2 separate regions of the Mus musculus genome follow, and region 1 is linked to region 2. Evidence: chromatin loops called from intact Hi-C (ENCODE). Cell type or tissue: heart. All regions are shown on one strand. Links, peaks and the distances in the headings refer to the core of each region. The heading gives the core; the rest is flanking DNA.

Region 1 (5,379 bases), core at 330-5,329, 150 kb before region 2:
GGGGGGGGGGGTGAAGGAAATGAGACCTTACACACAGAAAGGGAATATGATTCATCTCCAGCTAGCGGTGAGTCAGCTGAGACAGCCCAGGCACCCTGACACTGGGGGGGAGGGGGGAGCATTCACAAGGCCAGCCGTCCTGCTTGCTGTTATTTCCAAACCTTTAATATCTTCTGCAGCTTCATGCTTCTTGCACTGGCTCACTTTTGATTAAGTTCTTTATTGTGATGCGAACAGTAAGGGACTTGGTCTTTTCTACGTTCTGAAAGGAACTTGAAATGTTTTTATATTTTCCTAGGAGCTCTGAGCTTCCCAAAATGTGGGCTTCTTGGGAAACTTGTAGTGAGAATTCTGAAGATGTGCACAGTGAAAAATATCGGGCAAGGCCAAACATCCAGTTAAGGTGGGAAGTGGGGACTCGTCCCCAAACAGGCGGTGCGCTTCTCTGGAGTCTAAGGCCTCTTTTATAACACCTAGTGACAGTTTTTCTGTGTAGGTGCTGAGAAGCATAAGAAGAGCTGTGGTGAGCTACTTCTTGTGGAATCAGAGTATTAAGAAATCCCGGGAAAACTTGTCAAAAAGAAAATGCGGCTTTTCCTGCCCTGAGGCTATCTCAAGGGAGGAAGAAGAGAGTATATGGAAGCCTGCCTCCAGAAGACTGGTGAGAACAGAAGGGTTGGCCAGCCCCAGGACAGCCCTCAAGGCAAGCTATGACTTTTACCAAGCCAGACACTCACATAAAGGCCCTCAGTAAGGTGACTACATAAAATGCAACCCAAGCCAGACATTTTAGCGTGATGAAGGAAGCTATTCAGGACTCCAGGCTGTGGTGGCACACACCTTTAATCCCGTCACTAAGATGGCAGAGGCAGGCAGATCCCTGAGTCAAAAGCCAGCCTGGTCTACAGAGCGAGTTCCAGGACAGCCAGGGCTACACAGATAATCCCTGTCTATAAATTATATGTAATTATTATAAAATATATGTAATATTAGATAGATAGATAGATAGATAGATAGATAGATAGATAGATAGATAGATAGATAGATAGAAGGCCTACCTAAACAAAGAGAAGGCAAATCAAGAAGGGTGGGTGCTGGGTGGCCTTTGCCATCGGTGTTGATATTGACAAGGAATGAGTTCTACCCATGGAGCAATAACTATATAATAACTTATATCCCATACAAGAGACTTAACACAGGCACAAAGGGACTGGTTATCTGGAGGACATTAGTAAATCTCTCAGAAAAACTGAAAGAAGGCAGCAAGAGAGGTGGGGGCACCCAAGTTGAGATTTGATGGCTACAGAGGAACTGAGGCATGGCAGTAGGAAGTCAGGCAGAGGTCATCAAGCCCAGAAACTAGCCTCTGTGGGATGCTCAGGGAAAGGCAGGGTCAATCGGATATGCCTGCCATAGACCGCGGCAAGAATGACATGGGCACCCCGGGCTGGGTTTGGCCTACTGTGTAGACAAGCTGACATCTGTTTCTAAGTATGATTCGCCAAGTCAATTCTCCCCTCCCCGGGTTTGCTTTGTCTCTGCTGGGCAAGTGGTCTTCTCTCTCCATCAAGGACTCTCATCTGAGGAAGACACCACTTCCGGGTTTCACTACCAAATTCTCCCTGAGTCTCTAGCCACGGAGAAATGGGTTTGGATGATCACAGGAAGTACCTTTTTGGCAGTCCAACATGGCCAGAAATCTGAAGGGGGTGGATTTTAGTGGCTCTCCCTTTTTGATATTTCGCCTTTGGGAGACTCTTTCTCTGCTTACTTTCCAGGACTTACAAGTCCGGAGTTCCTTTGGACTTTAGAGACCTTAGGCTTTTAGAGACCTGAAGGTCACAGGATCAAAGAGGGACTTTCTCCTTTGGTCCTTAAGACCAACTGGTGAGGTAGGTTGAGAACAGGTAACAGTTAACAGGCAGAGAAAGGATTGACAGCTGCTGCCAGGAGCTCATCAGCCAGGCTTTGTATATGGAGCACCGTAAGCTTTCCAGCAGGAAGGAGGGGAAGGGTAGAAGGAAGAGGAGTAGCAAGCAGAAAGGGGGAGGAGCAGAATAGTGCCGAAGGACTAAACTAGAACTTTCTTCTTCGCCCCACCTCCAAACTTACCCCTCCCTCGCAACCCAGGGGGGAGAAAATGGGTCTGAGGCTGTGCGGTTGGGAAGGGCGGAGGGTAACATCTTCACAGATGCTGCAGCTTGGCCCTGCAGGGCTGCTGGGCCTTTGAAAGGCCACTTGTAAACTCTTGGTTCCGAACAGAAAGGCAGCCGGGAGGAGCTGGGGCGCGGGCAGGGGGAGGAGACCGGTCTGCCTTCAGTGCCTAGAAATCAAAGCAGCCAACCTTGGGCTTTTTCTTTCCTTCACACTGAGGCACTTTTATTGGCGAGATGAAGGGAGGCAGAGAGGGCCTACAGCCCTCGCTTCGCTTTTGGAGGTTAATGACCCAGTTAGCAGCTCTTGGCTGAGTTTCCGACATTTTGCAGACATCAAGCCCCGCGCCTCTGCCAAGTACATTCTGTTCCCTGGAGCCCATCCAATGCATCTCAGATTACTATGTAATGCGACAAAGAGGGAGAGGCGGCTGGGAGGGGCCCGGAGAGCTGGGCGGGGTGAGCGGGCGGTAGCCCCGAGAGCGGGACGCAGAAGCCGGCTGGCGGGGAAGAGGATGCCACTCTAAATACAGCTGCTCCAGGGGAGTCGCATCCCTCGAGGGGCTTCTTAGCTGGAGAGGGAGCCCGAAAGGAGGGTGGACAGGCCCTGTCCTCCAGGAATCCTGCCCCGTAGAGCCCGGCACGGTCCAGAACGCAGATGGGGGTGGGGAGAACAACCGGAGACCCGACAGGACAGCGGGAGGAGGAATCCAAGGGGCGGGCCTAGGGGCTCGGCTCCGCCCCTCCAGGCTGCCCCAGGCCCGTCCCAGCAGCTCCAGGGGTGAACAGCCTGCTGGCTAATTATAGACCTGAATGGAAAGCGGCGCTTTTGAATGATCTTGTTGCTCGCACTGCCTTCAGAGTCTGAGGAGCAGGTGCGGCCCTGCTATATACAAAGTGATTCATTTAAAAGCCCTCTGTCACGTACGCTCACTTACTGACACACAGGAATCCTTGTGCGCTCCACCACCCAAAGGATTCCAGAACTGGCTTAAAAGAACTTGAGCTCAGGGCAGAAACCAAGCGACTATTGGAACAACTTCACCACTCCTTAGTAGTCTCGCAGAGTAGATGAGAGAGGGTACTAGGCCTTTCTCAAAATGTTGAAAAGTAGGGTCTTTGCAATTTACAGCTGGAGAAACGGAGGCTGAGACAGAGTTTTGAGACGTGTCTGTGAGAGCGGGAAGTCAGTGTGAAGCTAAAGAGAAGCATGGGGTCCTGCCAGCCCCTTCCTCTGCCTGCCCAGACTGGAGCTTAACGTCTCCCATCCTGAACCTCTGGCACGGAAGAACACCCCTCCTTCTAGAATACCCCTCTTTCCTGAGTGTGGCACCTACCCGTTGCACCTCCCATCCCTGAATCCCACCAGTAAACCAGCTGAAGCCAGTTCCAGGCCTAGGAACTGGCAATCATGCCCATTTTCCCTAGTGTTCTGTATGAGTCAATCTGTTACGGCTCTGTCAGCACAATGCCCTGTGAGGAACTACAGAGGGGGCAAAACTTCCTTCCCTGTCAGCGTCTTACACCCACCTCGGGTTCACACTCACAGCTAGCCAAGACTTTCCATGACCTTGATGACCAACTGCAGTCTGCATAAGCACAATGGAGCCTCATGCCCATTTGATGGAGTCCTTGAAGAGTCTTGGAGGGAGGAAATGACTGGCTCATGGTCATCTGATGGTGAGTCTGTATGGAGAGAGCCCAAAGTGGGCCTGTCTGCATCCTGAGTTGAGGTCAACACACTTACTTCTTTCTTAGATCCGACCACAAGCCCACTCAGTCACAGAGAAATATTGCTGTGAGCAATCTGATTATTTGCTCTCTGGTCCCCACATCACCATACCAGTTTTGTCCACACTTATGAATCTGGGTGTAGAGAACTGTTATTTTTCTCTAAACATCTCTAAACCCAGCCAGTGCATCTGGCCTTAAATAGAAAGGCTGTCCGTCTCACCACCTAGGCCCACAAGTTCCACCTCACCTTTGCTGACCATTTTAAACTTAACATTTTCCTCGTTCAGTGTGAATGGTTAAAGAACCACCGTCGAAATACCGTGCTGAAAGAAACAGAAATTGGGGGGTAGAGATTATTTTAATAGCTTTTTACTTGCCTCTTGAAAGGAAGTTCTGCATCTTAGGATTTATAAGTATCCACCCTCCCCAACATACATTGTGTTCAGGCCAACCCTCCGAGCACAGTAAAACTCTCATATGGCTGGACAATATCATATGTACCTAAGCTGAAAATTGTCACGTGTCTCTGAAAACAGATGAATGTTCAAAGCACAGTCGAGGTTCAGCTCTGGGCTGCAGTACAGGTATTTAATCTGTGTGGGTGTCTACTTTGTTCTCTGTGAAAATGGACATAACCACGGCTTATAGAGGCTGTGCTGCAGGGCTGACTGGGGAAGGAGCCCAGTGACCAGAAAGGAATGAATGTCTCTTCAACCAGACTACTGAATTGGGAATCTGAATTCTATTTTTTGACTTGGATATATTTTTTAAGTTCCATGAATTTCAATTTTATCAAATACAAGAGGGTAACAATAGTGCATGCTTTATAATTATGTGGGTAAAATGAGTTTAAATGTAAAGGGATAAAATATATGCCTGGCACACAGTAAAGTGCTCCGTAGAATGAAAACTGAACATATATAGGGATTTCCTAGAATAATGCCTATCTGAAAGTGCACACACACTAAATAGCCACTCTATGTTTTCCTCATTTTTAGAATGGAATTCTCCCAAGATTAAATTTGAATACTATACATGAACAACTTGCGGTGCTCTCTAAGACAGCTCACAGCCAGCATTAGTAACTCCGTTGTTAGGGCACTGATTTGGTAAATATTATGTATTAACTCTGCATGATCAAACTTGACGAATGAAAGTGGATCGTGTCCAGGCCTTCAAGAGGAGGATAAGTAAGCAAAGACATGCTAGGAGCACATAAATATCTAATACCAAGGGAAACTGGTGTCTGCTTTGACTATCACAAAACACTAAGTGTCATGAAGCATCAAGAAGCCCAAGCACATACCTATAGGTGGGTCATTGGCTCAGGAATATGTGTGGTCATGGTAAAAAGAACACAGCACATCCTAGAGGAACTACCAAGATCTAGACACTTCGAGTTGACAAAAATTCCCAGTAAAAATAAGATAAAATAAAATAAAATAAAATGCAGCTAAACCCACCTCGGAATGGAAAGGGCATGCTCACCAGA
Region 2 (5,379 bases), core at 183-5,182:
ATTATTATAAGGAACACATATAGGAACAATATATAAGTTTATTTTACTTAGAGAAAGCTAAATCAACCACAGTTTGTTCTGAGGTACCACAGCTTCCTGTTTCAGACTGAACCACACCAATACGAATGGCTCTGGAATGGTGACAGAGAGCAAAGACAGGCTAGACATGCATCGAAGCATCCCTGCTTTGTGGCTCAGCTTAGTCATACTTCCAACCGTGTCTTGTAATTATCACCTGAGTCCCAGCCCATGGAGTATGGTAGAAGGAACATGGGGTCACTCTTCCAGGATGGCAATCAGCTGCAGCTCCTGATGAGACCCTGGCCACCATCTTTCCTCCTGTGTCCAAGGCTAAGGCTGTAGCCTGTGGGCCTTAGAGCTCTAGAGCAATGGTAGACCTGGCAGCAAAGTGGGTTCATGTCCCTGAGTCCACAAGTGGAAACCAACAAGGAGCCATTATTGAAAAAATAACTATTGTATTAAAGCACTAAGTTTTTAAATATGCAATAATAATATAACATAACATCAAAAACATATAGATGTAATATGTTGTCATTAATTTAACTAGTATTGGTGTGCTTATACACACACACACACACAGACACACACACACACTACCACCACTATGTGTGTATGGTGGTCAGAGGATAATTTTGGGCATCTGCTCTCACCTTCACCATGGGCTCCAGGCATGAGGGCAATAGCCTTGTGAAGCAAGCACTTTAAACTACTGAGCCCTGGGCCTGGCCTTGATGTTTATTGAGTTCCCTTCAATGTAAAGGTCATGGCCAGATCAGCACCAGCCTAAGGCTCTGATTTCTGGTGCAGCAGTCCTTCCTTCACTGCATAGACTAATTTCTGTCACTTTTCTCCTTTGTGCTGGGGCTTTTTTTCTTAAAAAAAATCCTTGGTTAGCACATGAAAATGCATTCGGAAAAGGTTGCTTTCTTTTCTTTGCTCCCTCCTTGTCCTACTGAGCCCAACAAAATATAAATTGAGAGCAAGACAGTGGCAGAAGACAGTACCTGAGTCATTCAAACTCTGCTGATCATTCACTTTAAATTAGACCCTCAATCAACCTAGGCCTCCCCACCCCAAAGTTTTTATACGATATTTTATTGTTATGTGATTCAAAACAATGCTAAACTGTCAATGTCAGGCCTCAAACTTGAAAGTCTGGTTCAATTGATCAAGGATATAGACCTCGGTACGAGAATTAAAAAATGAAAATTCCCATGTTAATTCTAATACAGCCAGAGGTCAGAAACACTGAACACACATTGAGAACTGCCAACTACCAATGCGAAGCACCCATGTGTAAGTACTGTAGCAGAGGATACAAGGCAATGTTGCCAAAACACTTCTTAAAACCAGGCTCATTTTATTTCCTGAACGATGCTATCCTTTCTTGTGACTTCTGCCCATTACTCATATGGTCTCAGCCAGAGGTTCATGAGAAATCTCTAAGAAAGGCCACCTGGATGTCAGCTAAGAAAAGGACTCCTGGCTGGGCATGGTGGTACATACCTGTAGTGCTAATGCATACCAGGCAGAGACAAAAGAATTGAGTGTTATGTAGAAGCCTGGGCTACATAATGAAACCCTGTCTCAAAAAACAAAACAAAAGAGAACCAAAAGAAACAAAACAATACCTATAGAAACCAGCACCAAATATAACCATAAAAAAGAAGAAAGGAAGGAAGGAAGGAAGGAAGGAAGGAAGGAAGGAAGGAAGGAAGGAAGGAAGAGAGGAAGGACAGAAATAACTGTCTCCTGTCCTGCAAGGGAAATTATACACTTTGTAAATCTACCACATAAGACAAGAATAAAAATAAAGTCCCTGGTAGGTAAAGGCATGTGAGTTCATGAAGGTTCCAGCTGTGCCCAGTATCTGCCATACTGATCTGCACATGAGGATGCAGCTTCCCAAAGGTTCTCTTGGTGACTGGACAGAGAGGCAGAAAAGCTGCCTCTGCACAGGAGTGGGGTGGCTTCCAAGAGAGCCCGAATATGAATATCCTATTGAATAATGAATGCCACACACATGCCACAAAGGAAAACATGGGCCTCAGCGGGGCAGGCTGCTGGTTACCTGTGCTTCTGCACAGCAGTGAAGTGAGTAGCTACATCACCTAGGGGTCGGCCTCAGTTTTTCTCACTAGGGTGGAGGAAGGCCTGATTATCTTTACATTTGCTGCTCTGTTCCTCCCTCAAAAGCAACATCAATTTCCTTCTGTCAGCCAGCCCCTCAAGAGAAGCTAACGGCTACAACAGCTGGGCTGTTTGAGATGTGGACCTGTGCCCACCAGAGGCACTAGAGGCACACGTCACTTACAGTCCCTGGACTTTCCCCACATCATGATTCACTTCTATTCTTTAGTTTTGTTTTCTTTATGAGCAGCTAGCCTCATACCAAAAAGGGAGGGGAGTTTAAACAATCCTTTATTAAATTTGTTCCTTAAGAATTTCATATGTGTGTGTGTGTGTATGCATGTACATTTGTATGTATGTGTGTGTATACAGATACATATATACATATATACATATATATTCTTAATTACTCTTAGCCTAACTTCCCTTCTCTCCCTCCTACCCCAATCAACCCCAGTCCTCACAAACCAGTCAGTGTTAGTTAGACATTGTTTTATTCTAGTCTACACAATGTGGGGGAGATGGAGAGAATGTAAAAGCAAACTGAAAATAATTTTGGCAACATTCGTAGGAAATGACTAAGAGGATCGGAAATGCAATTTCATGTAGCACGGTTGTGGAAACACTTAACAAGCACACAACAACTTACCACATAGCAATCCGAGAGAGAGAGAGAGAGAGAGAGAGAGAGAGAGAGGAAGGATCAATCCTAGTTCTTTGCCTCATATTCATTCAGACCTCATATTCATTCAGAACTTCTCACTTCCTGCCCCTTGGTAAAAAAGCACTGAGAAACTGAACTCAGGTGTGAGTGCTTGCCTGCTATGCCGAACGTCCCAGGCTTGACCCAACTATGGCCCAAAGAATACAAAACAAATTGGAGTCCTTCTGCCCCAGGGGAAGTTCATTACTGATTGGGTACCTGGAAAATAAATAGGCAATTGAAATAGAGACTTTTAGATATTTTGATGGGGGCAAAGAGGAGGCTATCACATAGGGTACTGGGAGACTAAGATCTCCAGAATTTTCTAATTTTTAGGAGTTCTTGGCTAGAGGTGAGGATACAATAGGAAAGGTTGCATGTTCTGTGAAGGGAAAAGATTTGTTCAGTCCCAGAGGGAAGATGAAGTGTCCATTTTTTAACAGATTGGTGTGTGTGTGTACACAACGCCAAATAGATTCAGCAGCGTGTGAGTGTGTGTGTGTGTGTGTGTGTGTGTGTGTAATAATAATTTGAGTAGAAAACATCATAAATTTGAGAGAGAATGGGAAGAGAACATAGGGGATTAAAAAAGACAGAAAAAGGTATGGAAATGTAAATACAGTATTTATACATACATGTATGCACATGTATGAGCTTCTCAAAAAAATTTAAAAAAAGATTAAAAGGCTTCAATGTATTTAGCATCAAAGAGGTGGCAGGAAATGTTATGGCCTGTGGGGTAAGAAGACAGGAAATGATTTTTAAGTTCACTTTTGTTTATACCATATTAACTTATTTCTGTAGTCAAAGGAAACATTTGTATTTTAAATATTCAAATATCATTTAAAATAATTAAAAGTTGGCTAGTCTGACTACTACTGACTCATGGGAGCTGAAGGCTATCTGCCCTTTATCTTGCTGGGAAAAAGACTTAACTTTAGTGCAGTGTCAAAGCCAGTATAATATGTTGAGACAAGTTGTCAGTCTCGCCCAGATATGACCAGCTCTGCTTGTGTTCACTTACTTGCGTGTGGACATATACTTGTGTGGACTCTGAAACTATAAGCCAGCCCCAGTTAAGTGCTTTCTTTGTTAAGAGTTGCCATGGTCATGGTGTCTCTTCACAGCACCAACTAAGATAGTAGCTAAGGGAGTTTCTTCTTGAAGTTTCCATCGTCACTATGAAGAATGAAGCAAAAGCATCCCTTAAGAAAGGAGTAGGGATGAGGCAGATAGAAACTGGGTAAGAATGTGAGATTTATGAACTGCTTGGGAGCAGAAAGTAGGAATGCAGAGTGGACTGAGGCCCAGCTCTAGGTTGGTCAGAATGTACAATGACATCACCATGCCTGGCTGCATGGTTTTCTCTCACAATAGTCAGCTGCTTTGGCAAGCAAAAGACAAGTAGTGCATTCATCCAGGTTGAAGTACTGCCAGGAGAGTGGAACAGGAGGGAAAAGCAAAGGATGTCAACATGAGACAAATGCTCACAGTATACTTATAATCTACTTGCTATAAAATATGTGATGTGATAGGTGTTTCCAGGGTTAAAGTCAATAATGACAGTCAGTATTACAGGGGCCCAATCAGGAGGGGGACACTGTGCTGGCCGCTTAACACAAATGAACTCATGTAGTATTTGTGACAACCTAACAAAATTAGAACCACTTTTTTTTTATCAGCCTCCCTTAATAGGAAGAAATACTTGCAGAAATCTGAAGGACCTTAGTCTCTATCAGTTCATCTTACACAATAGGAAGCAGCAGGGTCTGTATTCAGATTGATTCCACTTGAATGAAGAGACGAGTTATCAGATTTTTCTTCCAGCTTTAAAGGGTCATGTATGTGCCAAGGTGGTCTTGAGCTCATTTACAGCTGAAGATAACCTGGAACTTCTTAACCCTCTGCCTCCACCTCCCAAATCCTGGGATTCTAGGCTTACATGCCACTACAGTGCTGAGCAAGCACTCGACCAACTGAGCTTCTTCAGCAGCAGAGGGGTCAGGATCATGTGGGATACTACTGCTGCCAGGCTCTGAACCTTCAATAATTCTTCAACTGGATTCCTCAGTAGCTCATCTAACCACCTGCAGTGACTCTCTGAATCAGGATCAGCCCTCCACCTCTGCTCCCATCAAGACCTCTTTGAACTCGGCAGCCTCTTTAACCTTTTAGTAGTCATTCTGTAACCTTCCGATATACATATAATTACTGTAGGAAGTGTAACGTGTGATCCGGGAGTTAATATTAGTAATTATGATCGGAATAAAAGAACTGTGTTTGCCAACTGCTAGCTATCATGGGAAATTGAGACTGCTTTGTAAATTGCAGCCTAGGAAACTGATGTTGTTTGCAAAGTCAATAAAATTCTAACAGTGTGGAAAGGAACAACCGTGTTCCTCTGTATTGCTGTACAGTGTGTTTGGTACATAAGTTCAAGGCAGATGTGGCTATTAGGCTACAATAACCTAACGCTGGGCTACACAGTGAGACACTGTCTAAAAAACCCAAAATCCAGACAACTA

The links. Hi-C counts contacts between places; a loop is a spot of excess contacts. Peaks named below come from ENCODE experiments on the same cell type or tissue, not always from the same donor. Only the 100,000 strongest peaks of a DNase experiment are listed, where the experiment ranks them.
Region 1: a loop joins it to region 2, with 2.8 times the contacts of the local background. A loop is called at or near these places in 9 of 42 quality-filtered maps.

What each region holds. Positions count from the first base shown.
Region 1 is chr16:25,056,537-25,061,915 of GRCm38, reverse strand. It overlaps A230028O05Rik (RIKEN cDNA A230028O05 gene), which reads right to left and starts at 2,277. Exons shown (of 3, transcript NR_040374.1): 1 at 2,113-2,277. In heart, for the core only: a CTCF peak has its summit at 2,962; DNase peaks (open chromatin) are centred at 2,565 and 3,565; H3K4me3 peaks cover 1,663 bases; H3K27ac peaks cover 2,613 bases.
Region 2 is chr16:24,907,956-24,913,334 of GRCm38, reverse strand. All of the region lies in intron 10 of Lpp (LIM domain containing preferred translocation partner in lipoma), which reads right to left. Among named protein-coding and RNA genes, the nearest start is that of Gm22672, 26 kb to the right of the region's middle. In heart, for the core only: a CTCF peak has its summit at 2,293; a DNase peak (open chromatin) is centred at 4,244.